Regions from separate parts of the Mus musculus genome. Here region 1 is linked to region 2. The links are chromatin loops, found by intact Hi-C in ENCODE. Cell type or tissue: gastrocnemius. All regions are shown on one strand.

Evidence for each region. A loop is a pair of places that touch in the nucleus more often than their neighbours do. Peaks named below come from ENCODE experiments on the same cell type or tissue, not always from the same donor. Only the 100,000 strongest peaks of a DNase experiment are listed, where the experiment ranks them.
Region 1: it touches region 2 in a loop (2.5-fold over the local background); 9 of 42 quality-filtered maps call a loop at or near these places.

What each region holds. Positions count from the first base shown.
Region 1 is chr15:81,376,559-81,379,058 of GRCm38, forward strand. It overlaps St13 (suppression of tumorigenicity 13), which reads right to left. Exons shown (of 12, transcript NM_133726.2): 6 at 1,358-1,442; 7 at 1,130-1,240. Among named protein-coding and RNA genes, the nearest start is that of Slc25a17, 17 kb to the left of the region's middle. In gastrocnemius, no CTCF peak of the experiment used is centred here; no DNase peak of the experiment used is centred here.
Region 2 is chr15:81,648,155-81,650,654 of GRCm38, forward strand. It overlaps Ep300 (E1A binding protein p300), which reads left to right. Exons shown (of 31, transcript NM_177821.6): 30 at 185-466; 31 at 648-2,500. Among named protein-coding and RNA genes, the nearest start is that of L3mbtl2, 14 kb to the right of the region's middle. In gastrocnemius, no CTCF peak of the experiment used is centred here; DNase peaks (open chromatin) are centred at 1,244, 1,838 and 2,145; H3K27ac peaks cover 932 bases.

The DNA of each region.
Region 1 (2,500 bases), 270 kb before region 2:
CAGCCACTGGATCTCACTCAGACAAACATCAAACAGTAAGTTCCAAACTATAAATGATTGTTAGACTAGCTGAAATTGATTCTTTATCCAGATTTTCTTTGTTTTTTAAGGTCAGGCATGTTCTTTTTTTTTTTTAAACATTTTTTTTAAAAGATGTATTTATTTATTATATGTAAGTACACTGTTGCTGTCTTCAGACACTCCAGAAGAGGGAGTCAGATCTCATTACGGATGGTTGTGAGCCACCATGTGGTTGCTGGGATTTGAACTCAGGACCTTCGGAAGAGCAGTCAGTGCTCTTAACCACTGAGCCATCTCTCCAGCCCTTTATCCAGATTTTTTAAACGTCCCAGTAATGAATAAAGAATAATGAATAAAGACATTTCAGACTAGGGTATTCAATATCTCTTTTTGTGTTCTTGCAGGTAAAGGAAACCAGGCTGCCTTGTATGTGCCTGTGTGACTCAATAATGTTGAGTGATTTTACGTGGAAGGAGTGAAATCTTTTTTTTTTTTTGGTTTTCGAGACAGGGTTTCTCTGTGTAGCCCTGGCTGTCCTGGAACTCACTCTGTAGACCAGGCTGACCTCGAACTCAGAAATCCGACTGCCTCTGCCTCCCAAGTGCTGGGATTAAAGGCGTGAGCCATCACTGCCCAGCTTCTCATTCCTTTTCTTAATTCTTCATTCTGAACACATTACTTTGAAATAAAAGCACTAAGCCTTGAAAATTGCTTAAACGTGACTTCTTTGTGCCTGTGTGTGTATGTCTCAAGAACAATTTCTCAGGCTCAGTCAACTTCTGCTTCTGGATGCTGCCCTACAATTCACCATGTGTGCATGCTAGGCTGCCAGCAGGGAATCCTAGAGACTCACTGACCTGTTTCTAGCCTCCATAGCACCACGCCCAGCATTTGGGGATTGGGGCAATATATCTGTAGCCCTGGTTGTCCTGAGCTCTCTAGATTCCATGCTGGTCTCAAACTCACAGAGATCCACCTGCCTCTGCCTGTCTAGTGCTGCTGGGATTAAAGGTGTGTGCCATCACTACCTGACCACACCCACCTTTTTAGCTCATGGGTTCTACCGGTCAAACTCAGCTCTCTAAGCAGTATTTATTTGCTCATTTACCTGTGTGCTTTCCCTCGCCATTTGTATGGCTGAGCGGAATCAGGGTTTATTTCAATGGCTCTGTCACAGTCTCGGATGGCAGCATTTGGCTTCTGTAGTTTGACAAAGACACTTAAAAAAAAAAGGTATTATTAAGAGAAACTTCATTTTAAACAATAAAACGTTTGAGATTTCTACAAAATTGAGTTAAGAAGTCTATGAAAGGACTTTGTGCTCCAGTGTTCTTACCTGGCTCTCTTGGCGTACAGAATAGCCAAGCGAGGATTTAGCTTGATGGCGTCTGTGAACAAGTCAATGGCTTTCTGGAGCTCACCTGAAGTGAAAATAAAATTACCAAGAAAATGTCCAGAAGACAAAGATGTTAATAAAATAGTCTGACTTCTTATCTAATTAAGAATTATACATCATTTCTCAGTCTACTCTTCTAAAAAGAGAACAGGCTAGTATACAGATTGGAGATGTGAAAGAAAATGTCCAGAAGACAAAGATGTTAATAAAATAGTCTGACTTCTTATCTAATTAAGAATTATACATCATTTCTCAGTCTACTCTTCTAAAAAGAGAACAGGCTAGTATACAGATTGGAGATGTGGCTCAGTAACAGTGCCTTCCACCAAGCATGTTTAGTAGCCAGCACTTTAACATTTTAAAATAAGAGGCTAGAGAGACACCTTGATGGTTAAGAGCAATAATTGTTATTCCAGAAGTCCCAAGTCCAACTTCCAGCAACCATATAATGGGCTTACAACCACCAATCTATAACCCAAGTTCCAGGAGATCTGATGCCTTCTTCTCACCTCCATGGCACTAGGCATACAACGAGTGCAAACGTTGGCAAAACACCCATACACATAAAAAAATTTTAAAATACTTATAAGAAAAAAAGACAAAGCAAGGTGATGCACATCTGTAACTCCAGCATCCAAGCAGCAGAAATCAGAGAACTGAAAATTAGAGGCAAGCCTAGGCTACATACACAATTAGTCCCAGCAAATCTGGACAGAGAGTGAACTTCTGAAAGCTGTCCACTGACCCAATGACCTCTACATATGCACTGCGCACGTGTACCCTACCATCAAGCAAAAAGTAAATAAGCAAGAGCTGCATCAATGGCTAGGAATCTTCTTACTCTTGCAGAAGACCCAGGTTCGGTTTCCAGAACCCACAAGGTGACTTACAACCATTTGTAACTTCAGTTCCAGGGGATCCGATGTTCTGTTCTGACCTCCAAGGATGATACATGCATGCAGGCAAAAACACTCACACACTGAAAAAGTTTATCTTTTAAAAATCTAAAGCATAGCTGCCTGGGGAGTAGGGGCACATGGTGTTAATCCTAGCACTTGATAGACAGGGGCAGATGCATCTCTA
Region 2 (2,500 bases):
TTCAGACACCAGAAGAGGGCATCAGATCTCATTACAGGTGGTTGTGAGATCTTTAAAGTCTCAGAATGAACAAGGATGAAGGGCTTCAACTAACCCTTCTGTGCTCTCCTCTCTTCTCCTCAGGTGCCTTTCTATTGCAGTGGCATTGCAGTTCGAAAGTCACAATGAGCTTTTCTTTTGGCAGGTTTTCTTTGTGATCCGCCTCATCGCTTGTCCTGCTCCCAATTCCCTGCCTCCCATTGTTGATCCTGACCCTCTCATCCCCTGTGACCTGATGGACGGTAGAGATGCATTTCTCACCCTTGCAAGGGACAAGCACCTGGAGTTCTCTTCACTTCGAAGAGCCCAGTGGTCTACCATGTGCATGCTGGTGGAGCTCCATACACAGAGTCAGGATCGCTTTGTCTACACCTGCAACGAGTGCAAGCACCACGTGGAGACACGCTGGCATTGCACTGTGTGTGAGGTAGGCACTACATGTGGGAAGGTCCCCATTGTGTGAGCTGTGATGTAAACATGTGTTACAAACCTCTGCCCTCTTGTTGGGAAGGACAGAACTGAAGAGATTGGTTGTGTTTTATAAAGGGAGCTTTTATTCACTTTTGCAGAGTTGACCTGCATCTTCTGGTTTTTTTCTTCTCCTTCAGGATTATGACCTGTGCATCACTTGTTATAACACTAAAAATCATGACCACAAAATGGAGAAACTAGGCCTTGGCTTAGATGATGAGAGCAATAACCAGCAAGCTGCAGCTACACAGAGCCCAGGAGACTCCCGCCGCCTGAGCATCCAACGCTGCATCCAGTCTCTGGTGCATGCCTGTCAGTGCCGCAACGCCAACTGCTCCCTGCCTTCCTGCCAGAAGATGAAGAGGGTTGTGCAGCACACCAAAGGCTGCAAACGGAAAACCAATGGTGGGTGCCCCATTTGCAAACAGCTTATTGCCCTCTGCTGCTATCATGCCAAGCACTGCCAGGAGAACAAGTGCCCGGTGCCATTTTGCCTCAACATCAAGCAAAAGCTCCGGCAGCAACAGCTGCAGCACCGGCTCCAACAGGCTCAGATGCTCCGTAGGAGGATGGCCAGCATGCAACGAACTGGTGTGGCGGGGCAGCAGCAGGGCCTGCCGTCCCCAACTCCTGCTACACCAACTACCCCTACTGGCCAACAGCCAGCCACCCCACAGACACCCCAGCCCCAACCCACCTCTCAACCACAGCCCACTCCTCCCAACAACATGACACCCTACTTACCCAGGACTCAGACTACTGGCCCTGTGTCCCAGGGTAAGGCACCAGGCCAGGTGACCCCACCTACCCCACCTCAGACTGCTCAGGCCCCCCTTCCAGGGCCTCCACCTGCAGCAGTAGAAATGGCAATGCAAATTCAGAGGGCAGCAGAGACACAGCGCCAGATGGCCCATGTACAGATTTTCCAAAGGCCAATCCAGCACCAGATGCCCCAGATGTCACCCATGGCCCCTATGGGCATGAACCCACCTCCTATGGCCAGAGGTCCTGGTGGGCATTTGGATCCAGGAATAGGTCCAGCAGGAATGCAGCAACAGCCACCTTGGGCCCAAGGAGGAATGCCTCAGCCCCAGCAGATGCAGTCAGGGATGCCAAGGCCAGCCATGATGTCAGTGGCCCAGCATGGTCAGCCTTTAAACATGGCTCCACAACCAGGATTGGGCCAAGTGGGTGTGAGCCCTCTCAAGCCAGGCACTGTGTCTCAACAAGCCTTACAAAACCTTTTGCGGACTCTCAGGTCTCCCAGTTCTCCCTTACAGCAGCAACAGGTGCTTAGTATCCTTCATGCCAACCCCCAACTGTTGGCTGCATTCATCAAGCAGCGGGCTGCCAAGTATGCCAACCCTAATCCACAGCCTCTCCCTGGACAGCCTGGCATGACCCAGGGACAGCCAGGGCTGCAGCCACCTACCATGCCTGGCCAGCAAGGTGTCCACTCCAACCCAGCCTTGCAGAACATGAATCCTCTGCAGGCAGGTGTCCAGAGAGCTGGCCTGCCCCAGCAGCAGCCGCAGCAGCAGCTCCAGCCACCCATGGGAGCAATGAGTCCCCAAGCTCAGCAAATGAACATGAATCACAATACCATGCCTTCACAGTTCAGAGACATCTTAAGACGGCAGATGATGCAACAGCAGGGAGCAGGGCCAGGAATCGGCCCTGGAATGGCCAACCAGTTCCAGCAGCCCCAAGGAATTGGCTATCCACCGCAGCAGCAGCAGCAGCAGCGAATGCAGCATCACATGCAGCAAATGCAGCAAGGAAATATGGGACAAATGGGTCAGCTTCCCCAGGCTCTGGGGGCTGAGGCAGGAGCCAGTCTACAGGCCTATCAGCAGCGACTTCTTCAACAACAGATGGGGTCTCCTGCTCAGCCCAACCCTATGAGCCCACAGCAGCACATGCTCCCAAATCAGGCACAGTCCCCACACCTACAAGGTCAACAAATCCCTAATTCTCTCTCCAATCAAGT